Regions from separate parts of the Mus musculus genome. Here all the other regions are linked to region 3. A link is a loop called in an ENCODE intact Hi-C map of the cell type or tissue named here. Cell type or tissue: heart. All regions are shown on one strand. Links, peaks and the distances in the headings refer to the core of each region. The heading gives the core; the rest is flanking DNA. Region 1 overlaps Capzb (capping protein (actin filament) muscle Z-line, beta). Region 2 overlaps Nbl1 (NBL1, DAN family BMP antagonist). Region 3 has its middle 16 kb from the start of Mrto4.

What was found. Peaks named below come from ENCODE experiments on the same cell type or tissue, not always from the same donor. Only the 100,000 strongest peaks of a DNase experiment are listed, where the experiment ranks them.
Region 1: it touches region 3 in a loop (2.3-fold over the local background); 6 of 42 quality-filtered maps call a loop at or near these places.
Region 2: it touches region 3 in a loop (8-fold over the local background); 17 of 42 quality-filtered maps call a loop at or near these places.

The regions. Positions count from the first base shown.
Region 1 is chr4:139,281,780-139,291,794 of GRCm38, forward strand. Capzb (capping protein (actin filament) muscle Z-line, beta) reads left to right here. Exons shown (of 9, transcript NM_009798.4): 7 at 5,250-5,315; 8 at 5,977-6,053; 9 at 9,224-10,015. The coding sequence ends at 9,311. Among named protein-coding and RNA genes, the nearest start is that of Slc66a1, 24 kb to the right of the region's middle. In heart, for the core only: CTCF peaks have their summits at 5,887 (motif pointing left) and 7,436 (motif pointing right); DNase peaks (open chromatin) are centred at 4,652, 5,912, 7,175, 7,412 and 2 weaker places.
Region 2 is chr4:139,081,647-139,091,661 of GRCm38, forward strand. Nbl1 (NBL1, DAN family BMP antagonist) reads right to left here. Exons shown (of 4, transcript NM_008675.2): 2 at 3,808-4,002; 3 at 3,595-3,706; 4 at 646-1,956. The coding sequence starts at 3,974. The coding sequence ends at 1,699. Among named protein-coding and RNA genes, the nearest start is that of Nbl1, 6.3 kb to the right of the region's middle. In heart, for the core only: a CTCF peak has its summit at 4,585 (motif pointing right); DNase peaks (open chromatin) are centred at 3,863 and 4,625; H3K27me3 peaks cover 3,254 bases.
Region 3 is chr4:139,331,993-139,342,007 of GRCm38, forward strand. No RefSeq gene overlaps it. Among named protein-coding and RNA genes, the nearest start is that of Mrto4, 16 kb to the right of the region's middle. In heart, for the core only: a CTCF peak has its summit at 5,296 (motif pointing left); a DNase peak (open chromatin) is centred at 5,289; H3K4me3 peaks cover 743 bases; H3K27ac peaks cover 1,615 bases; H3K27me3 peaks cover 1,959 bases.

The DNA.
Region 1 (10,015 bases), core at 3,335-8,334, 49 kb before region 3:
CTTGACATAGGCAGGCCAGCCAAGTCCCTGAGTAGCCAGCTTCACCACAGCCTGCCCCCACTTCTCCCTGCTACCCAGTGAATGGGCGGGAACCCCTAAGTCCATCCGGAGGCTACTTCCCACCCTTCTTACTGCTGGAAACTGTCTGTAATCATACCCAGAGTACACTGACCCACGCACAGATTTAGTCGTCCGTCTTCCTAATAGTTTTAAGTCAGGGCTGCCAGCCCATGGCCAGCATCTGGCTCAGTAGTGCCGTCCTCAGTAGCCCTGCCAAGCTAAACTCAGCCTGCTGAGTGGCTGCCCTCAGTGCACCTTGTCTGCATTGCCTCTGCTCTGCCGTCTTGTGCTCTCTCTCGGGGCTTTCCTGCGGAAATCCGTGCTGCTGTCATCATCCTTAGGGCCAGGGCCGTAATTCATCCATGGTGTGTTAGTTAATGCTGAGGCTCACCTCCGTGTGAGCAGCTCTAAAGAGGAGGCGCCACAGATGGACAGATGGACGCTAACAAAGCAAACCCCTGAGCAGCCAGGGCAGCGGGGGTGAGCGACTCTACCCTGAGTCCCATATGACCTGGACATTTTTCTGTGGTTGCTTTGGATGGGTGACTAGGGTTCCAGGAAGGTTGTGTGGATGAGCATACAGCAAGCAGACATAGCTGCATGGCCCTCTCTGTTGAGTAGATTCTAGACAGTTGCCATTTAATTGATGAGGGAACTGAGGCCCTCTCGTGCCATTACACAACTGACTAGAACCAGAGTACCAGATCCGGGATTTGAACCCACATGTGTCTAATACAGTGCCCTTTCTTCCATACACTCTCTGGGTCAGAGTTTGGGTGACATCAACTTGGGAGTGATCACACACACGCAACACAGTTTTGGCAATCGGTAGGCAAAGGGTTTCCTTCTTCTGTCACCCATCCTCACTCGACGGTATCAGGAAGGACATTCTCACCAGGCCCATGGTGCCCAGCACTGACCTGCACACCATGCTGTCCAACTGTGAGGAGCATGCCTCATCAAGGATGAGCAGGTCCGCATGTCCCCAGTGCTGTTCTTCCCCAGCCTGACCCCAGGGCCTTTGCTCAGTTCCCAGTTTCCCAGGCCCCATGGACAGAAGGCCAGGGGCTGTTCTCAGGGGCCCCGTCCCAGCAGTAGTGCAGGTTTGGTTTGCTTCTTGTCCTGTTTTCCTTATATGGCTTCTGAGAATACATTGAGGGAGTTGAGAACCCTTCTTGGTGGCACCTGTCATGGTGATAAATGGCCCCAGCTGCTCAGGACACCCTCCTGAGAGCATTGTCTTCCCCTTTACTGTTTCCTTTTGTTGCCTCCACTCAGAGCTGTCTCTTGGGGACATCCGCTAGATGGGAGATAGTCTTCTGGAGGTGATGGGAACAGCAGCGAGGCCTTCTGGGGAGCTCATTCCAGCTTCCACACGTGAGGGGGTGGCAGAAGGTGCCCCTGGCAGGCTGCCACTGAGGCCCCAGTGGGAAGGCTGGGAGCAAATGAAAATGAGCAGCAAGCCAAGTCCTAGCTAGGAAGAGGAAGCTGCCTAGAGAGGTCACCTCGCCTGTGACTGCAGAGACGTGGGAATGAGGCTGATCGTAAATCTCTGGAAAGAGATCCAAAGACTCCCATCCGGGGCAGGGCTACAGATGTTCGCTTCATTTTCTTTTCAGACTCTAAATATTTAGACACAAAGGTGGGGTGATGAGGTGATGGAGTGAGGAGATTGGGCTTGCTGGCCATTTGCAAGAAGACCTCCCCCAGCAGCCACAGCACCCCTGGGTCTTCAGGAAAAGCCCAGCCGCCAGCTGGTCTTTGCCATGGTTCCTGACGGGAAAGGCCTCCCTGACCTGGGCTTGGCAGTTAGGCCATGCAAGATATTTTCTGAAAGAAGACAAACTCGTGGCCTTTACTTGCAGGTAGTGGGAATGAAGGCTGGGGCAGACCTTTAGCGTAGGGCTGAGGTGTCTGGGGTGGTCAGGATGGTGCCATCTCCATGCTGTATCTAAGATGACCTGGCTCAGGAAAAGCTGACATGAGACCACCACCCACAGGCCTGCCCTGGCTGTGGAAGGCAGGGGCGCTGGGCCGCCAGAGGGCGGAAGAGGTCGAACTGGATCCTTCCCAGAACCTGAGAACCCTGAGTTGTGGTTTTTCCTTGGCTCTCCTGGCAGACATATCTAATATCCACCCCACCCCCAGTGAGGTTGTCTCAAGGAAAACTGTCAAGCTGGGCCTAGTGGCACACGCCTTTAATCCCAGCACTTGGGAGGCAGAGACAGGCAGATTTCTAAGTTTGAGGACAGCCAAGGCTACACAGAGAAACCCTGTCTTGAAAAACCAAAAGAAAAGAAAAAAAGGAAAGCTGCCTTCAGACTCCTCCAGAACGTGGTCCAGGCTGTAGCCCTGTCCTTCCATGGCCATGTGAGCAGACAGACTTTATGCTTTTTTTCTTTAATGTTTTTTTTTTAATTTATTTACTATTATATCTAAGTACACTGTAGCTGTCTTCAGACACTCCAGAAGAGGGCGTCAGATCTCATTACGGATGGTTGTGAGCCACCATGTGGTTGTTGGGATTTGAACTCAGGACCTTCGGAAGAGCAGTTAATGCCCTTAACCACTGAGCCATCTCTCCAGCCCCAGACCTTACGCTTTCTAAAGTTCTGTGTGCTCTATCGACTCCATGCTAATCTGATTCTCTCCTTAGCCCAAGAGGCCTCCTCAGGTCCAGCTCAGTCGGGCACTCCTCCTTCCTAGGGTGGGCGCTGTGTGAGCACTGTATCTGGCTAGGTGGCAAGGTTAATCCTGGCCTGACAGCCTCGCGTCGATGGCGCAAGCTGGGCATACTTGGGCACAGTGCATGCTTTAACAAGGGCTGTGTGCTGCTAAGCATGCGCTGGCATCGCGTGTATGTTCATTAGCTTAGCATGCAGCACAGGCAAGGACATAGATGCCAAGGTGAGCAGGGCCCTTTGCACCTGGGCATGAGCTCGAAGCAGCCACCTCGCTGCTGGCCGGCGAGGAAAGACACTTGTGGCAGTGGGAAACCGTCTGCCCCCCCTTGAGGCCCACAGCTGCCACATTCAAGCCCTTGCTTTGCTTGCCTCTTCCCCATCTCAGCCAGAGAGAGGAAAGAGTCTTGATGGAGACAGGCGAGCTGGTCCCCGACTCCAGACTCCGTAGGAACCACCGTGGGGAACATCTGTGCCGCCACAGAACATCAAAATGTTTTCCTTCTGGCAGCTTCTTTTACGAGGGTGTAATGATATATGCACTGCAAAAACAGTTCTGGCTTTGGTGGGCCAGCGCTGCCAGCGAGCTGACCCCAGCCAGGTGTGGGAGGACGGAGGCCTGCCGTGGGGACGGCAAGGGGGCTACGGAAACTGCCCGCGTGAGCTGGGAGCTTGAGCTTTGAGGACCGCTGTGTGCTCCTGAGGAGTCCACCCCCCCCCCTTACACACACACACACACACACACACACACACACACACACACACACACTATTCCTTTGAGGGTCTAGGATTCCGGCCTTTCCCTGCTGGAAGGTGGCTCTTGATTCAGAAGCACAAGCATGTGGCGAGGCACTGAGTCGCTCTCACCTGCCTGGTGGGAAGAGCCCTTCACCCCTCAAGCTGTGCTCACCCCAGGCTGCCACCACTCACTAAAATGGCCCTTGAGAGACCTCAAAGCCTTCATCCCTTCCCATGTAGAGGCAAGAATCTCCCTCTGCATAAAGTAGAGGACTGAGAGAGTCTGATCTGGAGGGGTGCAGGTCACTGATCAGAACCCCCCACTGGAGCAGCTCTGAGCAGTCTTGAAGCTGGACACGGGGTCCATGTGGGATGTTGGTTTCTAAGAACTCCTTTGGGTGAGAAGCCCTGTCCTTTCTCTGAGGTGTGCTCCCCAGCTGTGTGTCTTCACAGTCTAAGACTTCCGGAGACCCTCTAGCCAAAGGATGCCCGGCAAAGTTCAGGAGCTAGACTCGGGGACCAAGGTACCGATGGCTCTCACAGGCCTGCATCACCACCTCCTTTCAGCAGCTCTTAGTCAAATCCCTTGCCAGTACCAGAACTCTGTTCTGCAGAGTCATGTGGCTCTGGGAGGCCCTTGGGTCCAGCCTATTACTCTTAACTAGATTCTCAGCTTACAGCACGGTGCTAAATGATCACCCCACTGTTCCCCAGTGGTCCAGCGCTAACTGTAGTATAAGCAGGTGCCTGTCTGTTAGAACCTATTGGGCCACTCTGCCATATGCAGTGACAGGCCACTCAGCCCTGCTGGCGTCCTGGGATTCCCCCTACATACAGCCTGGCTTCACTAGTCCTTGTCCCATCCAGGAGGAAGGGATTGAAGTTACTGACATTTACACGCCATCATGTGGGTTCCAGGAATTGAATCCCAGTTCTCTGGAAGAGCAGCCTGTGTTCCTAACCACTGAGCCTTCAGCCCCCATGTTTAGCTTCTAAATACTCAGTACTCTCCTGGTTCCCTGTGAATCTGAAGGTGGGCTGCTCTCTTCTCTCTGTTGCACCCTTGTCAGGGAGGTAAAGCTCACCATAGGAAAACCAGAACCCAGCAGCAGGTCCCCTTATCTCCCTGCCAGCTCCTCCGTTCATGCGCTGAGCTGGCTGTTGGCCTCGTGCCTTATAACCCAGGAGTCTCACATTCCCCTGCACCGCTAGCTCCTGACTTTGGAGTGGTGGGGATGCTGGATAGGGCCTGGGAGTCCCTCCTAGCCAGGTGTTAGCTGACAGGGTCCATGGCTGCCATTACTGGGCTAGCCAGTCAAGATGTGGCAATGATGGGATATGGGAGGATTCCAATGCCAAACCAGGCCACACCCGAATCTGAGTAGCAGTTTCTACCTGTGGCTGCAGGAGTGATGTAAAGATAGGCAAGGCCAAAGTGATGGCCAGGGTGGCCTTTGCCCTCCCTGTTGTGGCCCTAGGAGCTAGGTGGGAGGCCCATCCTCAGAGCGGCATCAGCAGGCCATGCCTAGAAATGGTAGGACTTCAGGTCTGCTGGCCAGGCTGTTTACAACCCAACACTTAAGTCATTGGTGCTAGAAAAGTGGCCTTATAACAACAGCTCCACAGAGCCACCAGCTGCCAGAGGACCGTGACACACAGGGTCAGCCACCTGGGGCAGAGGACTGGAGGGCAGGTGTGTTGGTCAGTTGGTGGTGTCAGGCTGCTTTCTGAAGCTGCAGCTTTCTCTGACTAAACAATGTATCTCTGCAGATGGAGAAAGACGAAACTGTGAGTGACTGTTCCCCACACATAGCCAACATCGGGCGCCTGGTGGAGGTGAGTGGTCCAGGTTCACCCTGCCCCAGTGCCGCACAGGCCTGCCTGCTCTCCACTGCCTCCCTGTGCTGCAGCTGTTCCCGTTCCCGCCCTGCCTACAGTTTTCTGAGTTTTCTTCTGACTTGGAAGCAAGTGAAGCCGGGCTCCAGGCCCACCCACCCCAGCGCCTCTGCTCGGCCTTGTTTCCCCTGATCGCTGTGTGTGAACAGTGATGAACTCGGGGTGCAAACAGATCGTTGGAACACCAGGGGCCTTGGAGCAGCTTCACTTGTGGCTGCTGCAGTCTCGCCTGTCACCACGTCCCGTTTGGAAGAGCGAGGTGTTGTTTGGACTGGAGACATGTTCTCTGGTTTCACAGAACTGTTCACAGAGATGGTGGCCAGGCAGTGCTCTGGTGATGTGGTTTAGACCCACTCCCGGCAGTGGTCAGAATTGGCCATCAGCCCCTAGGTGCTGGCTTCCTCCATGCCTAAGGATAAGAAAGACCCAAAACACAAATTATAGGTGGGGTTCTGGCAGCCTGGCATTGGCTCTCAACACAGGGGAGTGGCCCCACAGCTCCACCCTGTGGCCAAGGCAGGGACTGCAGGCTGAGAGGTTGCAGGTGGGTGTGGGCCTTGTTTCCTGTGGGCTGGCTCCACTGACTCACCTCCCTTCCCAGGACATGGAAAACAAAATCCGAAGCACGCTGAATGAGATCTACTTTGGAAAAACAAAGGACATCGTCAACGGGCTGAGGTAATGTGCCAAACCTGGGGCTGCAGTCCCAGACTCCTTAGCGAGCTGAGGTCAGGGATGGCTTCACAGTTGCAGTTTGAAAGGCTCAGAAATTGGCTCAGCACTTTCTATGACCTCTACCAGGTCTGGTCTCTGGGCTCACTGACCACAGCAAGCTTTGATACCTGCATGGTGGAGCTGGCCACGGGCTGGCTACAGAATGTGCCCAGGCCCTTTGGAGTTGGGTTTGGGAGGCCCCCACACAGATCTCAAGACACTGAAGAGAGCTGAGCAGCCTGGCCTGAGGTTCCATTTGAAAGCTCCTGCCGCTGTCTAGTGCTCTGTGTTTTGCAGAAGCAGGCAGGACTCACTGGCCTCTGGCTCCAGTGGAGTGGGAGTGGGAGGCAGGACCCAGCTGGGGAGAGGGGAAGTAACTGAGGAGGGACTGAGATAGCACTGGCCTTGGAGTCATGTGGCCAGGATCCTGTCTGAGCTCTTTCCTCTTTCCCCACTCCTTTCTCGGTGGCCTTGTCCCATCCGGGAGGCAGGGTGCCGACAGGGTTAGGAGAGCAGGGTTGGGAGGGCTCTGCAGTCCAGCTCTGTTGTGACTCTGTGGGGCCCAGTCTTCTGATGTCATTCCCTGGCCCAGAATTTAATGCACCCAACAGAAAGGCGGGGTGTAACTTGTGAGTTCACCCAGCAGCATTATTTAGGTAAGACAGCCCCTCCTGGTCCCCAGTGGTCCTGAGTATCTGATCTGTCAGGCCTGACACTGGGTCCTGTGGCACCAAATGCACCCTCTCCTGCCAGGCCAGACTCCTCCATTCCCAGTAATGAGGAAAACACGAGGAACATCTGAGCCTGTGTGGGGTCGGGTGTGAACCCCTAAAGACCGGGGCCACTGCCAACTGTGGTTGTGGTGTGCAGTCAGTTCCAGTGTCGTGGTGGCCTTCTCCTGTCTCTGCCTTTGCCCACGGCTGCCAGGTTCTTGTTCGGCATTGCTGTTGCTCTCTTGCTGTGGCTTCACCCTCTCTGAACACTCTCTGTAGATCTCTTGATGCTATCCCCGACAACCACAAGTTTAAGCAGTTGCAGAGGGAACTTTCTCAAGTGCTGACCCAGCGCCAGGTCTACATCCAGCCTGATAATTGAGCCGACCCAGGTATCCTGTCTGAAGGGCGTGAGGCCTCCCCACTAAACAGGACTCACCAACCTGCTGAGACCCTGCCACTAACCTGTGTCTGCTCACAGCTGCTGGGCAGCCACATTAACGCATAGTCTCAGCCCCACGTAGTGTGAACGCGTGTGTGGTGTGTGTGCTCTGCACTCTGGGCAAAAGCCAGGTTTGAGCTCTTGCTCCTGATGAAGCTCAATCCGTGGCACTATCTCCGCCTCTCCAGCAGAGGGTGCTAGGTGCACCCACTCCACTGGCTCAAGGAGCAAGGGCTGTGTGCCCTGCCTTCTGCTGGCTCGCTCACTCAGGTCTCACAGCACAGCCAGATCCTCCCGCCTCCTCTACCAAGAACCTTACAGTCCCCAAGCTACATCCCAGGTGGTCTCCCTCTTATTTTCTGTGAGTGACTGAGCGCTCCCCCTAAGCCGGGCCAACACTCTTCCAGGCTGGCCACTGCTGGGCCCTCTGTGCCCACACCCTCCCTTAATGAGCTGCAGCTGTCCCAGCAGGCCATGCTGATGGGAAGGGAAACAATCCTGCTTGTTGACAATGACCAACAACCATGACTTGGCTTATGACAAAGACAGATACAGATATAGCCAGCATCTCAGGGGGAGGCTTTAAACCAAGGCTCGTAGGACCCACAGGCCCCAGGGCTGAACACCAAAGGCCCAGCCCAGGCAAGGACCTTGGGATTTACACTGCGGCTCCAAGCTGGGGACTCCCCTCCCACAGTGGTCTGAGCCATGTGCTGACTTCAGGTCCAAAGCAGACTGCAGTTCTAGCCTGGATGGCATCTCCAGGCCTCTCACTGGAGAAAACCCTTCTAAGGGATACTCCTGCCATCCCTAGCAGACCAGCTGGAGGTGCCCTGAGGGGAGTCCAGCCCGTCAGCCACATGTGCCCCCTCCTTGGCCTGACCCCAGCTCTGCCTGAGCCCGCATGCCATTCCTCACTGTTAGGCTAGCCTGAGATCCTGAGCCCCAGAGAGGACAAAGGGATCCTTGAGTGGCAGCAGCTCACACATCATCAGTGGCGTCTCAGCTCAGGTCCTGTCCTCACCATCTTGAAGACTCCTCAGGCACTTCCACCGTCTCTCTCTGTCCCATCCGCCTCACCTCCCCCCACTTCAGCAGGGAGGATGGACTTCCGATAGAGCTCTCACTGTGAACTTGAGCCGCTTGCCGGAGCATGTGCCCTGCCTCTTCCACCGCTTATGAGCCCTCAACAGTTGCTGCATATAGTTTAGTATGCTCTCAACTAACCGATGTGTCGTGAAAGGAACCATCGGGACCTCTCCAGCTCTGCTTCCTTGCCTGGTCTGGAAATCAGCTTAATGAGGACCCACCCTGAGGGCTTCTGAGGACTGAGATGTGTGTGCCAAGCACTTGGTACATTGTAACAGTTTCCAAGCCTTAGCTGCTTCCCTACCAACCCAGTGGGCAACAGCAGGCCCAGAGTGTCCCTCTCCAACGACTGCCTTTTAGAATGCAGGCGTGCAGGGCTCCACCGCCAGGCTGGGTTTGCAGCCAGCTGCACTCACACGCAGCGGAAGCTCTTGTCTTGATCCCATGGCTCAGCCATGCAGAGGCAGGTTCCTACGAATTTGGTAGGGAAGAGGGGTTGCTACACCTGGTTTTTCAGGGTAAGGAGCCAGCCTCTGCTGCAGGTAGAGAGGGTGGGGTAGATACTTCATTAAAAGGTCCTCACTATCCAGAGCCTTCACCTCTCTGCTAGCAAAGGGGCAATAGGTGTGAGGGCAAAGGCCCAGGCTGCGTGGTTTCTGAAAGCTCCCAACAGTTTGCGGCCTGCATCGCCATCCATGGACCTAAAGGCCGGGTCACCCACAGCCTGGGCAGAGATGACCTCTGTCCATGATGGCAGCAAGGTACTGAGGTGCAGGCCTGGGCTCCCCTTCCTGCTCTCCAGGACAGACTGCAGCCTGGCACCCCACAGTGGCCCCGGCCACCTCGCTCTCACCCTTGTGCCTGCTGATGTCTTCTCTCCTCCCCCGCAGGTCTGTGCAGACGTTTGCAGACAAATCAAAGCAAGAAGCGCTTAAGAACGACCTGGTGGAGGCCTTGAAGAGAAAGCAGCAGTGTTGAAGACCTCTGCTTCACGCTAACCGGACACGCCATGCACTCGTTAGGTTCCTTTCTTTAGAAAACTCGTTTTCTGCTCCTTTTCCCTCTTCCTTTCCCGCCCTGACAGGTCACATAACAGTTTGCATCGACCACGCAGCGCCATCTCTCCCCCAAAATAAAGTCCGATAACCACCCTCCTCTGGCTCCAAGGCCTGCTTCCCACGACGTTTCCATAGAGACCGTGTGGTTTTGTTCGCCTGTCCCCCTTCCTTCCCTTGCCCATTTATAGGCACAGATACACTGTCTGACACCGCTCCCTCCATCTTTTTGTTACATTGGTGTAAAAAATGTAAAACAAAAAATTTTATGAACTAACTGGTGTGTGAGAGAAGAAACTGGAGATCTGATCCGTGTGTGTGTGGGAGTTGCTTGGAGTCAGGGCTGGGGACAGGGGACAGCAGTGGAGGAAGGAGTGATGTCCTCAGCACTGTCCTGCACAGGTGGACCCTTGTCCCAAGGAGACCATGCTGGGGTGGGGTGGGGCTGGCGACCGGCTGCTCTTCAGGCCAGGTGCTTTTCTGTCAATTTTTATGGAATGCAAAAGGAGTTTTTTGTTTTATTTTGGTTTTTTTTTGTAAAGCTTAAACAGACAAAAAAATCTACATCTTCTACTTGAGCCTCCATACTTAAAAAAAAAAAAAAAGGAAAAAAAAGAACAAAAAAAT
Region 2 (10,015 bases), core at 2,659-7,658, 250 kb before region 3:
TTCATTGCTGGTGATGCCGGTGACTGCCACGTTGAAGTGACATCGGGAGACCTGTGAGCTGCTGCGGGTCAAGTTGACACCCACAGCCTAAATGGAGAGCACTCTGAAGAGAAAAGGAGCGAGTTCCACTGCAAGCTGCTGAATGAATGCTCATGCCAAACTTGGCATGGATGCTGGCCCAGATTGTCTGGGGTTGATTCTTGGTGGCATTTAACAAGATGGCCCTGGAGAGATGACTAAGTTCTCTGCACCAAGCAAAAAAAAAAAAAAGGACAGGATCCAAATGGCTGGGTAAGATGATCTATTCTGTGCGAACTTTCTAGCGCATGGGTACAACCTTATATTCATTTGTAATCGTTGATTTGGGGGTTCATCTGTTTCATCTTTTTCTGGGGCTTGGCCCAGGCTGGTGACAAGTACCAAGGCTCATGCTGGGTCACTGAGAGCAAAGAGATGGCGAGAGAGATCCCAAGGGATCAAGTGTCCAGATCTAGTTGGCTAGGTCCAGCCACGTGTAAGCAAGGCAGAAATGCAGACACAAACCCAAGAGAGGAGGTGACCCGCACTGCCCAGACCAAACCCAGCCTCCATCCCTGGGCCCACAACCAGCTTGGATTCAGAGAGCCAGTCCACGAGGAAGAGAATAGAGGCATTGAAGGTATTTATTCATGAAAACACTCGGGTCCAGGGGAGATGGCTACTAGTTACAAGCTCTAAGGCTCTCGTCGAACAGCCACGGGCCGGGGCACCCCCAGGGAGGTGAGCTGGCATCCCCTGGACACAAACAATGGTACCAGCATATCAGGGGACAGAGGGCCCTTCCTTGCCACCTGCCCTGCCCTAGGGTTAAAGTGCAGCTGGGAAGGAGGAGTGGCTAGACTAGGGAGCTAGAGAAAGCTGAGGTCAGTGGGGGCCCTATGCAGGGGCCTCCTGTCCACTATGGTCCCAGGTGATGGAGATGGACCATCACCTCTTTCAGAAAGACCGGCCCCAAAGACAGCAGGGCTGGCTGCAGCTACTTCCCTAAAGGGTCCAGAACACGGGGAGCAGAGAGCTAAGATCTCCAGAGGGAGAGATGGGAGGGATCTTCTTTCTTCTTCAGTGACACTCTGGCACTTGAGTCAGCAGGGTCCTGCCCCAGCCTGACTCCTAAGCCACTCCATTGAAGGGGTTACTTCCCTGGCACTGGGGAGTGAGGGAGGTCGTTAGGGAAACCTATGGGACTGGAGCTTCCGACCTCTGCAAGCGGTCTTCCCACATAGGTCCTTCAGCAAAGGACTTGATTCCCACTCTGGACCCATCACTGGGGATCCTGCCCCCATCAGTTGTGTGGGTCCTGGCCTGGGCCTGCCCTGTTTGAGGATCTCACTCATCCTCAGCAGCTCAGCCCATTTCCTCTCTATCCCGGGTGGGGGTGGGGGGCTCATCTCTCTAGAAGGCCGAAAGGAAAGACCACACTTCACCTTCCAAAAGAAAAGTCCTGCGGATGTCTGTCTGCTTCCTCCCCCATCTTGCATATATTAAATTGTGCAGCTTGGCTCCAGCCCCTCCCTTCAGATCTCCATGACAACCAGGCAGCATTCCAAGTCCATCCAGTGCCAAAGGGGGAGGGGGGCTTCTGCCTATCCCCTCCCTCTTCCCTGGAGGGTGGGACCGACATTCCACAGGGAACAAGAGGGGAGGAAGAGTTGGGGGCCCTCAGTCCTCAGCCCCCTCTTCCTCAACCTGAGGGGCTCCAGGAGGCTCTTCGGGCTCAGGGGTCTGGCCCCCAGGGTGGGGATGGGCATGGGAGTGTGGTCCAGGCTGGGAGCCCGGGCTGTCTTCACCCTGCACATAGACGTTCAGGCCCTCGTGACTGGGCTCCTTGCCGCAAGCCTGGCAGCTGCAGTGTACAATCTTCTCTACCAGCTTGTCCACCCTGGGCACCTCCTCGTGGCCAGGGCACTCCAAGGTCACCTGGGAGGAGCAGGAGGAAGAAAAGGGATGTTTCCTGAAGTCTGGGCAGTGGAGAGACCCCAGGAATAACAACACATCTTTGGGAACCAAAAATCCACCCTGCAACAGCCCAGTGTGCTCTGTGAACCCATCTGGAGGGGCACGAGGGGACTGAGCCCCTGCAAGGGCTCCTCTTCCTCCTCCTCCCCCTCCTCCTCCTTCTCTCCCTTCTCCTCCTCTATCTCTTCTTTTAATGTACTTTTTAAGAAAGATTATTTTACATGTGGTGAGTACACTGTCACTGTCTTCAGACACACCAGGAGAGGGCATCAGATCCCATTACAGACGGTTGTGAGCCACCATGTGGTTGCTGGGAATTGAACTTAGCACCTCTGGAAGAGCAGCCAGTGCTCTTAACCACTGAGCCATCTCTCCAGCCCCCTCTCTCATCTTCTTACACACAGCCCTACCCCTCCTACCCATTCCCCCGGGCATAGGAGTGGGTGTAAATTCTCTCTCTCTCTCTCTCTCTCTCTCTCTCTCTCTCTCTCTCTCTCTCTCTCTCTCTCTCTCTCTCTCCCTCTCTCTCTCTCTCTCTCTCTCTCACACACACACACACACACACACACACACGCACACACACACACTGTGCTCTTCTCAGGTCTTCAGGACCTTCAGGCTGGTCCTGGCTGACCTCACCATGCCAGACCCTGGTGCACCAACAGTAACTCTAACTGCCTGATCTGCCCCCAGAGACTTGGCTGATGTCCTTCCTTCTTCATAGAAAGTTCTGGCTCAACCCATCCTCCCACTGATTCCAAACTCTGCACAATTAACTTCTGGGCAACTTTTGGGTCTGAGCTCCATCCCAAGCTCCCGACACAGTGAGGCTTACTTTATAGCAACCCCCTTAGCACCCCAACTCTTGCCTTGTAGAGTTGTTTCCAACTGTCTTCCTCCCTCCCCCTCCTTTCTTCTACAGAGCATCTACTCCATGACCGCGGGCACAGGTGCAGGTGGGGCACAGGTGCAGGTGGGGCACAGGTGTAGGTGGAGCTCAGGTGTCTGATATGTTGGGAAAACTGTTCATGTGACAACTGCCCAAAGCAAAGGCACACAGGGCTTGAGAGCCTATGGCACAACTTGACTGGGTCAGAGGGTTTGAAAGAGTGCCCTGAGGAAATAATACTTGAGCCAAGAGCCACGAACCAGTAGAAGTTAACTAGCTGAAGAAAGGGGGAAGGTGGAGGGGTGGCAGTTCAGAGCAAAGCAAAGATCATATGCAAAGATCCTGGGGTGGAAAGAACAGAGCAGGTAAAAGGGCTAATGTGAGGTGAGTTTGGTACGTGTTAAGCTGTTGAAGAGGTGGCAGGTTCTAAGATAATGCCAGGAAACTGGTGAGCCCAACCAATAGGGCTGAGTGGGGCAGAGAAAGGCATAGATTCTGGTAACAGTGTGTGGAGACTGAAGAACTGTGATGTCTGTGACATGGGTGGAGCCTCAGACGTATCTAGAATCTTCTACAGGTTGGTGTCAGACTGAAAAGCCCTGGAGCAAGGACCCCATGCGTATCCCCAGCAGTAGAACTCTGCAGCCTGCACGCACGGTAAGTATCCAAGTCCTGCTGCTACAGTTCGGGGATTGGGCAGCTGTACTCACAATCTCCCACATGGACTGGGCCGGCATGCAGGAGTCACAGTGCACCAGGGACTCTGTGGACTGCGGGAAGGTGTTGGGGACGCTGTAACTGAAGCATTGTCCTAGGCACGCCCTGTGGGAGGAGATGTCACTGAGCCCCGATCTCCAGGGATGGGAAGTCTTCAAGGCTCCCTCGGTCCCTGTCCTCACCCTCCTCCTCCCTGCAGAGCCCACCTGTTCTGGATAGACTTGGCCTCACAGCCGCTGTGGCCCACAATCTGCGTGATGTTCTTGGCTTCACACCAGGCACTCTTGTCCGGAAACAGGGCCAGCTTGTTGATAGGTGGCGGGGCAGCCAGCAACATGACAGGGAGGACGGCCCCCACCAGGACCCAAAGCATTGTGCCCGTCACCTCCGGAGCCCTGGAACTAAACACAGGTGGCAGGTGAGGTGCAGTATAGCCTCGGAGGTTAGGTGCTCAGGAGCAGAGGTGCCTTCCAAACATGGACTCTGATCCCAAGAGTCAAAGTCAGATCTGCACATGTAGCCCAGGCTGACCTTCAATTAAGTCTGTACCCAAGGATGATTTTGCACTCCTAATTCTCCTGATCCCACCTACCCTATGGCCAGCTCCAAATACACCTCAGACCTCTCTAAACGTCAGAAGCAGCTATATGTAGCATCGCACCTGCCAGCGCTGGGGAGACTGAACGGTCCTCAGTAGGATAGTTACTAATGTCAGACTGGGAATGCCCCTCAGTGGTACAGTGTCTGCCTAGCTTGCACGACGGCTCTGGATCGAATCCCTCAAATTATAAACCCGAAGTAATCCTTTGATTACAGCCTTAGAGACGGCTGGCTATTGTCCATGCCTCCTAAAAAGACATCGATACTCAACTCTATACCACTCAGATATGTTTCTTCTTATGATTCTCCACCAGGGTGTAGCACACATCATTATCCCCAGACTATTTACAGAGTTCTCTGCTTCAGGAGTAAAACACTAAATTTCCCAGTCAGCCACTAGATGGCGCTGCAGGACAGAAGTCTGTGTTTAAAGGAAACACTCAGAGGGGGACTTCTGCCACCTTCCCCAACTTTATCTTCTGTAGGCTTCACCCAATCCCCTACCCCACCCCACACACACCTCAGAAATAGTGGACGGGGGAGTTCAGAGAGACCTATACCAAGGAAAGTGCTTCCAAAGGCTCCATCCCCCTGACCCCTCTGAGACAGGACACTGAAGAAAGGGATGGATCTGTCTGTCTAGTGCTTTGTGACCCTCCATCTTCAAGTCTCAGTTCCTCTCTACCTGTCCTCCACCTGTAAAATAAATGGCACTTTCACACCTGATAGTGTCTCAGAATTCCCTGGGGACTTACAGTGTGAAAGCTGCCAGCTGCGATAAGATTCACGCTTTCCCAGGGTGGTTCGGATAGACTCAGCCAGGGACTATACCCAGCTCAGTTGGGAACTGTGTCTTAGTTCAGTCCCCAGAGGGGCCTGGATGCGCTTGCCTGTGGGGCAGAGGAGCAGGGATGTATTCCTCTAGTCCTCTGTAAGCCAGGTACCAGGAGTGGGGAAGCAGGTATTTTGAAAAGTATCTATGGAGGGGACAGTGAGAATCCAGGGGCACTGAGGGAGTGGAACCCCAATAAGTTTCTGCTGTGATCTGCACAATCCAAACTCACCAACAAGATCTACAGCAAACCTATATTCTTAGAGCAAGCACACCCTAAAGGAACTGACTGGACTCCTTAACTGCAACTCAACAGCATCAGCCTCCTGCTCCCGATAGAGCCCCTGCATCCCCCTCCTCCCACTCCCAGGAACTAACCTGAGCCAATGTATGACCTTGGCCTTCTAAAGCGGTCCAGAACCCATAGAAAAAGACCAGAACTCCAGGGCCCTCCCTGTGCGGGGCTAGCCTCTCTAGGCATCAGAAAGTCCCTGCTGTGTCACCTGACTCTGTGACACTTTCTTGCTCATGACAGGCAGGAAGTGAGTAAGACCCAGGTAGGAAGGGAAGCAAAAGTCTCAGTAGGAGTTAGGTTTGAGGTTTGAGCTGAGTCTCAACAGCAGTCAAGATGGATTTGGGAGTCTGACTTGGACCCAGAACTCGGAGAGGGTGAGGCTTAAGGCTGCCACAACATGGGGACTGGCTAAAGTGAAGATCAGCCTGGAGGTTGACCACAAAGCTACCTGGAGACAGGATAAGGGGACATTTGCAGTGTCCCTGGCCCAGAGAGCAGTCTCTGTTGTTAGAGCTGGCAGAAGTTAAGGAGAAACGAGTCTTCCTTTTCAGATGGCCCATGGGGAACTAGGATTAGCCATACCCTTCAGAAGAGTGGTATGCCCCAACCCACCACACCCTGACCAGGGCCTGGCAGCAGAACACTGGGATCACCCTTGACCTCCCCAGGACAGCAGCCAGAACACCAGTAGACCAGCCCGCTGTCCCTGGAGTTCTCAGTGTTCAGATTCTGCAGCCTAAGAGCTGTGTGGCTGTAAGAAAGACTTCATCTCTCACAGCCTACTTCCCTGTGTAAAGGAGAAACACTGCTCCTTCCCAGAGCTGGCATGTTCCTAGGACAGTACCCAGCATCCAGCACCCATTATACAATACCCAACATTCAACACCCAGCAGCCAGCATCTAACACCCAGCACCCAGCATTCAACATCCAATACCCAGGACCCAGCATCTAGCACCCAGTATCCAATACCCAACATCCAACTCCCAGCATTCAGCACCTAGTATCCAACACTCAGCATCCAGCACCCAGTATCCAACACTCAGCATCCAGCACCCAGTATCCAACATCCAGCACTCAGCACCCAGCACCCATTCAGTAACCAGCATCCAGCACCCACCACCACCCTCACTTTCCAGGACCATGAGTAAAGCTGGGCAATGTGGGAAGGAAGGCAAAATTTGCCATTAGGAAAGCCCCTCCTCTACCGCTCACACCCTACCCAGAGACCATGGTGCCCTCCACCTGCCTACCACCGCATCTTCTGTTCATTTCACTTGTTTATGTTCTCAACCAGCAACTCAGTGGCTCGTGTCTGTCTACACAGTGGTTAGACTCTCCCTTCCTGGGCCCTCAGAGCCTCACCCAGCTTCTCATAGCTTCCACCCTGAAGGTCACACAGAGTGCCAGAGAGCCAGGGCAGGACCGGAGTCAGTCAGTCATCTGTCCAATCAACACCCAGGCTCTGCAGAGCTTGTCCCAAGACACTTCCAGCACCAGAGAAGAGCCATGTCCTCTTGTGGGCCGTTTCATTCCCTGTAGCTGACACTCCCTTTCTGGGTACCTTCGAGGAAGGTGAGAGAGAATCTCAAGGGTAGAGCCCGAGGGCCCTACATTTACCCACAGGGGAAATGCAGACATGTGGCTGAGTGAGGGGGGTGGAAGGCCATAATTCTGGGCTGAACAGAGGGTTACAGATGGGTACTGGTGGAGGTTGAGGGAGGAATCTCCTGATTGCTAAAACAAAGACCAGAAGAGGGGATAACATGCGGGTCTAATGCAGCCGCTGTTTCTACATGAAGAACAGGAATACATGGGGTGTAGGGAGCAGGGCAGCTGGAATTTGTGTGAGCTTTTATGTCCTGACAGTAGGAAAAGCCAAGGCTTGATCCTGAGCAAATCAGGTGGGCTGGCAGTTACCGGGCAGGTGGGTGCGGGTAGAAGGCTCACGGAAATGAGAGAAGGGGAAATGGGGAGAGAGGTGTCCAGGGAGCGGGGAGCTGGGATAGAACCCTCCTCTCCCTGTCAGAACTCTGGTGCTCGGCCACTGCTTCATCTGAAACCTGGCTCCATAGACAAGAGTGAGAGCCCCAAAGATGAGCATATGGTCACAGCGAACCTGGTTCCTGGGATCTGGGTGTGGGAGGGGAGTGTCCCGCCTGTAGTTCAGTGCCATCTTTAGCGCAGGTGGACTTTACACAGGTGCCACACCTCAGACCCAGGGATGGGGCGGATATTTCTAGTGACTCTCCCAGGGTTCTAGATTCTGACAGGGGTAGGCTTTCTTTCTAGCTCCCCACAGGGAGCACCTTGCCTTCCCTGAATTGGCACTCATGCAGAAAGGAAGCCCCCACAGGGTGACCCATGCATCTCACACAGGTCGAGAAGAGACTTGCCCATCTCTCCCAGGCAGGAAGGGGGCAGAGAGCACTGTGGTAGCTTCCCTTGACTGACAGGGCCCTTCAGGAATGCCAGGGGCGGAGCTGTGAACACACAGGGCTGAGCTCTCAGCACACCTGCCAGACTCTTGCAGCTGCCCTGACACTCACCAGGGAGATAGAAGCCCGGGGCCTAGCCTGCAGAATCAAAACACCAAAGACCATTCAATCCGTTCAGGGGTATGGCCTGAACAGGCTGTCTATCTGTGTTCCCCACATGACTCTGAGGTCCAGCCAGGAGCTATACCCACATGTGCACTCGCGAGTGCACACACACACACAGACACACACCATTCCCAGAAAAAGAAGGCCTCTTAATGTCATGACTGACAGCGTCCCCTTGGTCACACGACTGGGTTCTAATGCCTGTAGCAAGATGGGACTTAGCTCTCAAGGACTTAACTACCGCCAATAACACTCACAAAAGCCTTTTGTACAGCAAAGGGGTGACTTGAAATGTGGAGGGAATAATTGCCCCCATCCCCTATTATTATTATTATTATTATTATTATTATTATTATTATTATTATTATTAATTTCAAGACAGGGTCTCACTTTGTGGCTCCGGCTGTCCTAGAACTCATTATGTAGGCCAGGCTGGCCTTGAACCCACAGAGAACTGCCTGCCTCTGCCTCCCAAGTGCTAGGATTAAAGTCATAAAACACTGAATGCCTGGCCCCTCATTTCCTCTTTTGCTTAATATGAAAAATCAGGACCATTCAATTCCCACAAGGATTTTCAAGGTAGGTTGTACACACACCCAGGCTTACAACACACGCACACACACAGTCTCTCCTCCACTCTCCACAACTACCTCTCAGGTTCAGATCTCAGCTCAACCACCTGAAGGTTTATGTGTCTCGGTTTTCTCATCTGTAATATGGGAACAGTAGAGGCCACTGCCCCAGTCAGCTGTAAGCGTTAAACTGAAGAGTGTGTATAGGGTTGTCACTGTGGGGTTACAGCTTCAGGAAGTCACCATGAGTAAAGGCTTGCCCTCACCCCGGGCCTCTTATCCATCTTAGCCTCTGTTCCTCCCTCCAGATCCGGTTTAATCCTTGGTGTTTCTCAATCCGGGAAGCATCTGCCAAGTGATAGGGATTTAGTGGATACCTTGAGTTGGAACTTAAGCAAGCAGCAGGATGGCTGGGAACGGTTTCACAAGCTGCCAAGTGTCACCAACACACCTACTTGCCAGGGCAGGAGCTGAGGCAAGACCTCACCAAACTCTACCCCTGGAAGTACAGCCCCTCTAGATCTAGCTGCCGAGAAAACAGGCTATGCCTGGTGCCCACTGCGCATGCGGCTGGTGGAGAGGGTGTGGTGCTTGTGGCCGCTGCCCTGGGCTTGGGGATCAGCAGGGTGGGGCAACCCTCCAGGTCTTGGAATGGGTACAGGGACTTCCTTGAATGGATCAACTGAAAAACCGCTGCTGGGGAGTGGGCAAAGCAGTGTAAAGGCCCGAGGTCCAGCTCACACTGGTCGGGCTCGGCTCTGGATTCCTGGGTGCGGAGGGAGAGCGGTATCCTGGAATGAGTGTCGTAGGGGCAGGGCTGTTCATATCGACCGTGTCAGTGACCTGTACTTCACCTCTGTAAGCCTCACACTTACTTACCACCTGTGAAATAGACGTCGGCATAGCCTGGGAACATCTGGCTTAGTAGAGTCCCTTGGGGAGAGTCTGGCTCCAGTGTGCTGCTTGAGGCCACAAGGATTCCATGACCCCAGGAGCACCACAGGGTGGCTTTCCTTCCTTCAGCTCCAGGGCGACGCCTGAACAAACTGTGCGGTGGGTTGATAGCCAGGGTCTGTCTCATGCCATCCAGGCCTACCTCCTAGGGCCAGGCAGCTCCACCGCCCAGCTCTGGGTATCCCTATGCAAACAGTCAGGCCCCACAGACCCTTGATGCCCATAGACCAGAAAAAGTCTCCAAAACAAATGTATGCTAACTACCGGCTGCAGGGCAGAGCTACACATCTGCTCAACAGAAGTTCCCCTCAGACTTCACCAACAACCCTGCCCACCCCGCAGCCTCCGACCCCTGGGGTTGCCAGTAGGAGGAAGGAGCTGAAATTTCACTTTAAGGAGGCTGTACCTCTGGCTAAGATACAGCATCCACTCCCCTGTCTACCCCTCCAGCACACAGGCCCAGGAGAGAGGTCTGGCTTTTCAGGGAAGGGTGGAGAGGGGTGGGGGGTCACCAAGGAAACGCCCCGGCCTTGTCTCTTCTTTGGCTCTAAGTCAAGGCA
Region 3 (10,015 bases), core at 2,372-7,371:
AAGGAAAACGTCCACATTAATAGTTCTTTAAACCTACTCCCTTCTAGGTTCCTAGTGATCCCCTGACAGCCTTTGGACTGCTAGCAAGACTTTCTAAGTGTAGGAAGTTCCTCTCATCCATCTGTCCATTCGTTTATCCATCCATCTATCCATCCATCCATCCACCCACCCACTGATCCATCTGTCCATTCATCCATGCATCCATCCATCTATCATTCAACCATTCACCTGGGCTTCTCAGCAGGGGGAGAGAGAGGAGTAGGGACTCACACTGACAGCCCAGCCCTAGCTCGTTTTCACGAACAGAGTCTGTAGTTGGCCCCGACTTTCCTCTTCACAGGCCCTTAGCGAAGCCTTCCTGTCTCTGTCCCCAGTTCCTTTGGCACCTTCCTCCCCCTGTGATCAGAACTGCCCATCATCCATAGTGCACTCAGCGTCGTCTTTCAAAACACCTTATGGTGACCATAGAGCTCTGGACTACAGCCCCCAGTCTAAAGTCAAGACTTCTCCACGTGGGGTTCCCTCAGGGCCGCTTTGCTTGTGGTCTGTGGCCTTTTCTCTTTTCCTGTGTCCTCTGCCCCAGACCCAATGCTCTGGTACCTGGGGTGGCAGGTGTGGCTCCACACAGGGCCTTCTGCTCATGGATATTAAAGCCAGTGTACCTCCTGTGTCTTGCTGTTCAGTTATCCCCTGTGTCATTGTCCACTAACTACTTATGCTGTCCATTGTCAGCTCAGCCTGAACAATTCTAGGGACTTCTCTGTAACCTGTCACTTTTACTCCTATTTACAGTTGGTAAGGGTGTGAAAAACTGAGTAATTTAGTCAAGGCCATAGCTACTAGTGGCAGGGACGCCTCTGCTGTGCCCACACAACCGTGTGTGTATTCATTGCAGAACCAAATAGGTGTGTTCAAAACTAAAGTTAAAGTATTTATTAAAATATCGTGTCTGTGTGTGTGCACGCACACGGGTGTGCACAGGCAAATGTGTGTGCATAGGTAAACGTGTGCGCACAGGTGCAGAGGCCAGCAGAGGTTATCTGTGCCCTCCTTGATTTCTCCCTAACTATTTCTTTGAGACAGAGTCTCTCCCTGAATCTGTGCATCATGCTTTTCAGGGATGCTGACAGCCCGCAAGCCCCACTGTGATCCTGTTTGTGTACCCTTCAGAGCTGGGCTTACAGGCATACATCAGACACCCAGCCGGTTATACGATGTTAGGATGTGAGTGTTCATCTTTATGATCCTGCAGCAGGCACTGAGAACCGCTGAGCCATGCCTAAGGATGTATAAAATGAACTTCCCAAAGCTTTGCTTTGTCTTCATGAATCCGATGGAAGACACCTTTGATTAGTACTGGGGTAATAGTTTCCAAGTTCAAGCAAAAGGCAAACACCACAGTATGTATGTATGTATGTATGTATGTATTCATTTACTTATTTTTTAAATATTTATTTATTTTTATATATAAGTACGCCGTGGCTGTCTTCAGACAGCAGAAAAAGTCATCAGATCTCATTACAGGTTGTTGTGCGCAACCATGTGGTTGCTGGGATTTGAACTCAGAACACTCAGAAGAACAGTCAGTGCTCTTACCTGCTGAGCCACCTCGCCAGCCCTCATATACTTACTTATTCAGTTTATACTTCCATTCCCTCCTCCCCCATCCCTCCTCTCCTACTAGTCCCACTTTTACAAATCCCTCCACCCAGTTAAGAGTAACTGCTTTGTCCTGTACAGGTTAAGGTGTCTGTTTGTCCTTAAAGAATAAGTTTCTGTTAGTCCATGTTAAAATCCTTGCAAGTTACGATTTCTAGTTGTAATTAAGAACGCGTTCCTGTTTCTTAGATCCCATCTAAACTGAAAAACTCTTTTTCAACCTACACTAAACCTGGCAGCCTGTTCCCGTGATGTATATCCTTACCCTGTTCCTCTACTTTCATTGTATCTAACAATGTGTGACAGCCAACGCAATCTCTCCTATAAAAAGGACTTCAAGAGGCCAGCAGGGACTGCCCTCTCAAATCCTGATTTAGGGAGAGGCTACCAGACTGGCCAGTCCTGAGTACACCCCGAAATAAAGCTTGTTTTAATCAGACAGTTGTGGACTTGGTTTTTCTCAGTTTAACACTGAGAAGTCTCCAGTTTAACACAATGTTAATTTGTTGGGTTGAAGGACTTTTAGGCTATTTCTATGTTCTGGCGCATGCAGATTAAAAAAGCACTCTAAACCTGAGTGTGTATTGGGGTTTGTGTGAACACAGGTTTTTCTTTCCTTTGATTAAAACCAGGAAAATGCCCTAGCCCTTGAGACTGAGGCAGGCAGATCTCTGTATATTTGAAGCTAGCCTTGTCTGTGCAGCGAGCCCTCGTTGAAAATAATGGAACAGCCGGGCGTGGTGGCACACGCCTTTAATCCCAGCACTTAGGAGGCAGAGGCAGGCAGATTTCTGAGTTGGAGGCCAGCCTGGTCTACAAAGTGAGTTCCAAGACAACCAGAGCTATACAGAGAAACCTGTCTCGAAAAACCAAAACAAACAAACAAAACAAAACAAACAAAAAAAAGGAACAAGACGCAAAAGAATGAGTTTGCCAGAAACACTTCCACTAACGTTTTTTTGTTTATTTGGTTTTTTTTGGTTTCTTTTTTGAGGGTTTCTCTGTGTAGCCCTCACTGTCCTGGAACTCACTTTGTAGACCAGGCTGGCCTCGAACTCTCTGCCTGTCTCTGCCTCCCCAGTGCTGGGATTAAAGGTGTGCGCCACCCAGTGAGACTTTGCCGAGTCATTGTTGTTGACTTTATGTAAATAAATATCAATCGAGGACCTTGCTGAGCCATGAAGTACATAATCAACTTCAAAAGATCTGCACCAGTTATCTTCCATCCTTTATTTGCCTTTCTCCATTAAGTTTGTTACTTATTCACTTTCCATCTGGATCGCAGCCCCCCCCCGCCCCCCCCCCCCCCCCCCCGCGCCCCAGCCCCTTTGTGCACAGCCCCTCCCCCTACTGTTCTCCTCTGAGGAGGGTAGAATAGTCCAATTCTTGTGAAACAGAGGTTTAATCATAAACAGGAATGAGCCTAGTTTGTCCTTACTCTAAGATGGCTTTTAAGCCTAAGATGGAGGCAGGCTTTGACCTTTGCACATTGTGGCCTGTGCACATGCACTCAGATACACTAAATAAATAAGTGTGAAATAAACAAATAAATTAGTGCTGAGCACCCGGCAACAGTTTTGAACCTTCCTATACATGCAAACATTTCAGATGGCATATGTCTGTTGAAGACCATTCCTTGCTCTCCCTGACACCTATTGTCCCCAGTTTTAAGGGGTGACATCCAGTATTGCGAAATTTTGTTGCCTTTGTCCCTGTCTCCAAGCCCTCCAGAGTTTTTCTTAGATTTCCCTCTGCCTTTCCTCCTCCTCCCCCTACTCTTCCTCTTTGCTTAGAACGCAGAATCCCCCTGCCTCAGCAGCTGGAAGCACCTGCACACCTGGCTCCTACAGGTGTTTTTGGTCTCTTTCAGGGAGCGGCTTTCTTCAGCATCTAAGCCCTGAAGTGTGCCCCCTCTGAGCTCCCCAGCCAATGCGGAAGGCGCTTCGTCAAGTGGACTAGTGTTGTCACTCACGTGGCTTCTCTTGGAGTCTGGCACAGAGACTCAAGCTACTGTGGGAGGCACAGAGAGCCTTGTGCTCCTGATAAGCACTTAGGAGAAGCCGAATTGCTAGCACACAGGGGTGTTCATTCTAGAAAAGAAACGTATAACCTGTTATCTGCCAAGAAGCCTGGGAGCAGATGTGCATTCTAGGCTGGTGAACACTGTGTTATCTGTGTGATGGGGACTACACTGGCCCCTCTTTCAGCCTCCTTTTCCTCAGTCAACCAAGAAAGCTACAGAACCTACCTGTTTTTGGTTTTGTTTTGCTTTTTGAGATAGAGTTTCTCTGTGTAGTTCTGGCTGGCTGTCCTGGAACTCACTCTCAGTGGTGAGATTAAAGGTATATGGCATACTGCCCAGCTGCAGAACCTATCTTTATGGACAGTGTCACACATGGATCTTACAAAGGGTTGTTGTTTTTGTTTTTTGTTTTTTTTCCGAGACAGGGTTTCTCTGTGTATCCCTGGCTGTCTTGGAACTCACTCTGTAGACCAGGCTGGCCTCGAACTCAGAAATCTGCCTGCCTCTGCCTCCTAAGTGCTGAGATTAAAGGCATGCACCACCACAGAGAAATCCTGTCTTGAAAAACCAAAAAAAAAAAAAAAAAACCTTAAAAAAAAAAAAACAAGAAGAAGAAGGAGGAGGAAGAGGAGGAGGAGGAGGAGGAGGAGGTGGAGGGGATCCAAAGTCTTGCTGGGGATGTGCTGGGGTTCTGCTGACTGTAAAAACAGGGAACCCAGGCTGGCGAGATGGCTCAGTGGTTAAGAGCACTGACTGCTATTCTCAAGGTCCCGAATTCAAATCCCAGCAACGACATGGTAGCTCACAACCACCTGTAGTGAGATCTGACGCCCTCTTCTGGTGTGTCTGAAGACAACTACAGTGTACTTACATATAATAAAACAAACAAACAAACAAAACAAAAAACCCCAGGGAACCCATCAGATGAGGGTTCAGAGGCACGCACCTGCTAGGGACTAGTTGGGGAGAGTCTACACAGTTCGAGATTCCCAGTGTTCTCAATGCTCTAGACATAGGCTGGCCATATGGAATTTGGCGGAGCCAGGGTTGGTCTATTGTGAGAGGGTCCTGGGCCACTTTTCTGGAAGGGTGGAAACCGCAGAATTGTGTAAAGTCAGCCCGAGGAGCTTGTGGTTCTCAAGCTTGGGAGGACAAGGTGCGATCACAGCCCCAGGAGCCGGAAGAAGCTGTACTGGGGAAGAATCAGCTCTGATCACTGGGGGTGGGTGACAGGCATGACCGTTACCTTTGCAGCCGCTGCAGTCCAGCCCAATCCCCAGGGCCGCGTAGGATGGCCTCGGACTGACCGTCTGCATACCCGGAGGCGGTGTCTATCTTCGTGTGGCCGCGCTGCAGGAAGGCGCGCACTGACACCGCCCTGCAGGCTGCATCCAAGCTGCTCCCTGTCTCCATGACCCCCACACAGTGGCGGGTAGGTAGGGTCCGCGTCAGTATCTACTCCTAGGAGAAAGATGAAGACTATGAAAACTAAAGCCAGTAGCTGGCTGCTGTCACTCCCACAGGAGACAGGGCTCGCAGAGAAAGGGCAGGAAAGCTGGCCTGTACACAAAACTTCTGCAGAACTGAGAACCCTCTACAACAGCGCCACCTGGAGGTCGGTGGCAGGTGTCATGCGCTAGGTCGGAAGTTGCAGACACCTCTAGCTTCCTGCCTCTCTCTGGCCCATTCAGCTGCCCTGGGCTCTCTGTACCCTCCTAGAAGGAGTTTAGCAGGTGGGGTGAACCCTGGGGAGCTATCTCTGAATTGAGGTTTGCTGGGAGCTCTAGTCAGGGTCCCTGTGGAAGGATAGCAGAGAAGGTCAATTGGCCTTGACTTTTATTAATCCAGGAGAAGTTTCCCTCAAACTCAGGTAGTTTAGACTGTTCAGAGAATCGAGGGTGGAGCGAATCTCAAGAAGCAAACGTTCACTCCAGGCATCTTTAAGAACATTTATGCAGTAGGGACTTAGAATTTACACCAAATGAAGACTGTAACAAGACGTGGGGATAAATGGATAAGATTTTCTCACCATTAACCCTTTAAAAAGACAGTTGAAGTCAGGGCGGTGGTTCTTGCTTGCAATCCCTGTACTCTGGAGGCTGAGGCAGGAAGTTTGCCAGTAGTTCAAAGTCAGTGGGGTTATATAGCAAGCAGTAGACCAGCACGGACCAAATAGCACATGGTGTGGTGGTCTACCCCTGTGATTCCGGCACTCCAGAAACAGAGGAGGAGAATTGACTAAAGTTCAAGGCTGTTCTGGGCAACATAGGGACAACAGGTCTGCCAAGCCCATAGAACAAGACTGTTTCAAATGTCAAAATAGGGTTTGGATTATAGCTTAGCTGATTGGATGCTTGCCTAGTCCTGGGTTAAGGACCCAGTGAGTAAGGTAAATCTTTTCCTGATTCCATTTTGTGTTTGCTTAGACATTTGGTGTATGTGCTTGGCTGAGGAGCCAATGGGTCGAAGCTACCATCTGTGGGATTATGACTGAACGCCTCTAAGTCAGAATCCCGCCTCGGCGGAACTATACAGCGGCGCCGAAGGAGCCTCGGTTGGCCTCTGATAGCCGGGTCCCTGTCCGTCCCCGCGTCCTCCCAGCGGTGGCGCAGGGTCTCCCCCCGCCTGGCGTCGGGACCGGGGTCCGGTGCGGAGAGCCGTTCGTCTTGGGAAACGGGGTGCGGCCGGAAAGGGGGCCGCCCTCTCGCCAGTCACGTTGAACGCACGTTCGTGTGTGGAACCTGGGGCTAAACCATTCGTAGACGACCTGCAGTGGTTCTCACCCTTCCTAATGTTGTGGTGACCCCCTACCCTCAAATTATTTTTATTCCTACTCTATACCTGTAATTTTGCTACTGAAATGAATGTAAATATCTGATAAGCAGGATATCTGATAGGTGACCCCCATGAAAGGGTCTGTCAGCATCCCTAAAGGGGTGGCCACCCAAGAGCACCTGTAGCTTAGATGGTTCTCAACCTTCTTCCCCCTCAACAGTAATGTTGCCTGGCAACACATTTGAGCTTTCCATGATGTTGTAGATGGCCCACATATATTAACCAAAATAATTATTGTATATATAAACTTAAAATTAACTCAAGAAGTTACAAATAAAAAAGATAGCTGTCACATAATGTCTGAAATAATATGAAAAAAAAAGTTATGTTCTGCCAGAAATGAGTGTTTCAAGGTTACTCTGACCCTCATTTAACTTGGAATTAAATTATGGTCTTTGCTTTGAAAAAACACTGTAAGTCTGAGCTTTTATAAGTCTGAGTCATGAACTCATTCTTGGTCACTGGCCAATAAAAGACTCATATTCTTTCTTTCTTCCTTCCTTTCTTTCTTTCTTTCTTTCTCTCTTTCTTTCTTTCTTTCTTTCTTTCTTTCTTTCTTTCTTTCTTTCTTTCTTTCTTTTTTCTTTCTTCCTTCCTTCCTTCCTTCCTTCCTTCCTTTCTTTCTTTCTTTCTTTCTTTCTTTCTTTCTTTCTTTCTTTCTTTCTTTCTTTCTTTCTTTCTTTCTTTCTTTCTTTCTTTCCCTTCCTTCCTTCCTTCCTTTCTTTCTTTCTTTCTTTCTTTCTTTCTTTCTTTCTTTCTTTCTTTCTTTCTTTCTTTCTTTCTTTCTTTCTCTCTCTCTCTCTCTCTCTCTTTCTTTCTTTCTTATTTATTTATTTTACATATGCGAGTCCACTGTTACTCTTCAGACACACCAGTAGAAGGCATCAGATCCCATTACAGATGGATGTGAGCCACCATGTGGCTCTGGAAGAGCAGTCAATGCTCTTATCCACTGATCCATCTTTCCAACCTGGCTCATATATCTTTTTTTTTTTTTTTTCCCCGAGAAAGGGTTTCTCTGTGTAGCCCCAGCTGTCCTGGAACTCACTCTGTAGACCAGGCCGGCCTCCCAAGTGCTGGGATTAAAGGCGTGCACCACCACGGCCGGCTGATTGTCCAGATCTTATTAGATATTTTATTATTATTATTAATTATTAAGACCGGGTCTTGCTATCTAGTTCTGGCTGTCTGGGAACTCACAATGTCCACCAGATGCACAGATGTAGCCTCAAATGCACAGAGATCCACCTAAGGCAGTCTGGATCTTTAACCACATCACTCAATACCATAAACACTGCCTAAAATGCCTTACCTTGGACTCCAGCCTGCTATGGAGAGTGAATGGCAGTGCTTTGACTGAGCATGCAAAGTTGTTTTTTCCTTAAAAGATGTGGTATGCTAGTCTCCGCACTTGGGAGGCAAAAGGAGGTGGATCTGCATGAGCTTGAGGCCAGCCAAGGCTTCAGATCAAGATCGTATCTCAGAAACAAACGATCCAAGAGGTTTATTTCTCTGTGTTTCTGTGTGAGTATGCACACGAGCATGAGTATGTGTGTGTGCGTGCTGGGGGTGGGGGATACACAGAGGCCAGGAGAGGGAGTTGGATCTCTTGGAGCTGGAGTTACAGCTAATGTGTGCTATGCAGCGTGACTGCTGTGACCCAAACTCCAGTACTCATGACTGAGAAACAGGTTCTAAAAGCTGTTTGGTGGTGAATGCCTTTAATCCCAGCACTCAGGAGGCAGAGGGAGGTGGATATCTGTGAGTCTGAGACCAGCCTGGTCTATAGAGTGAGTTCCAGGACAGGCAGGGCTACAAGAAAAAGCACTGACTCAAACAAACAAACAAACAAACAAACAAACAAACAAACAAACAAACACCAAGGGCTGGAGAGATAGCTCAGCAGTTAAGACCACTGACTGCTCCTCCAGAGGTCCTGAGTTCAATTCCCAGCAAGCACATGGTGGCTCCCAACCATCTGTAATGGGATCTGATGCCCTCTTCTGGTGTGTCTGAAGACAGAGAGCAGGCTCAGTGGTTTCATTCACTCTCTCTTTCTCTCTCTCTTCTCTGTCTTTCTCTCTTTCATGACAAGGTTTCTCTGTATAGCCATGGCTATCCTGGAACTTGTCCTGTAGACCAGGCTGGCCTCAAACTCATAGACACCTGCCTCTGTTTTCCAGATGCTGGGATTAAAAGCATGTGCTACACACCACCACCCAGTTCAAGTTTTGTTTTTGTTTTTGTTTTGTTGTTTGTTTGTTTTGGTTTTTCGAGACAGGGTTTCTCTATGTAGCCCTGGCTGTCCTGGAACTCACTCTGTAGACCAGGCTGGCCTCAGACTCAGAAATCCACCTGCCTCTGCCTCCCAAGTGCTGGGATTAAAGGCGAGCGCCACCATGCCCAGCTCTTAGCGACCTTTTTGTTTGTTATTTGAGGCAGAGTTTGAGCCAGACTAGCCTGCAATTTGTCATCCTTCTGCTTCAGCCTCCTGAGAGGTTGGATTAGATGTGTGTGTCCCTGTACCCAGACATTGTGAAATTCTTTCACTTCCTTCCCCTCTGCCACCTCAGTTGCCGTGTCCCCAGGGCTCATTTCTGAGCATAAGCTGATACATTTGTTTTTTGTATTCTCTGTCTGGGAAGGAAAGGCCCAGGAAGCCAGCTCCTGCTTGAGGGTCCAGTGCTGGTGGTGTTGAAAAGACCAAAGGTGTAAGCAGCAAGCAGTATATATTATAAGCAGCAAGCAGTATATATTATAAGCAGCAAGCAGTATATATTATAAGCAGCAAGCAGTATATATTATAAGCAGCAAGCAGTATATATTATAAGCAGCAAGCAGTATATATTAGCTTTCCTTGTGTACCCCGCTTGACTCAAGCCCTATCTGTTGGAACTGTGTTGCTTACTGCTAGAACACTTGTCGAGCGTGCACAAGGCCTTGCATTTAATGCCCGGCAGGCACCTCAAAGCAAAACAGCAATGACAGAAACCCCCCTCCATATAGCCTTCTCTACTACAGTCTGTGATCCTACTGCCTGGGAGTAGAAACTGTGGCCTTGAACAGTTGTCCTCAAGTTCACACACTGTCTGGGGAATCAAGGCCTGGTGGCCTTCACCATGGTCACCCCCTTTAGTCTACACAGCATGCTTAGTTCTTGGATCAAGTCACGGAGACAGGCTGGCAGGGAGTGTTCTCTCCTTCAGTAAGCGGATCAGTGAGTATAGGGAAGGGAGGAGGCTCAGCCAAGGCCACAGAAGCTGGACTGGTGCCCAGGGCTCCACCCAGGCTTTTGTGTGACCCAGAGCTCACAAGTACAGTTCTGTGGTCACCTAAGAGGGCATCAGATCTCATGACAGATGATTGTGAGCCACTATGTGGTTGCTGGGAATTGAACTCAGGACCTCTGGAAGAGCAGTCAGTGCTCTTAACCACTGAGCCATCTCTCCAGCCCCTGGAGCTGTATTGTTAATGTTTGATCAGAGCATGTAAAATGCC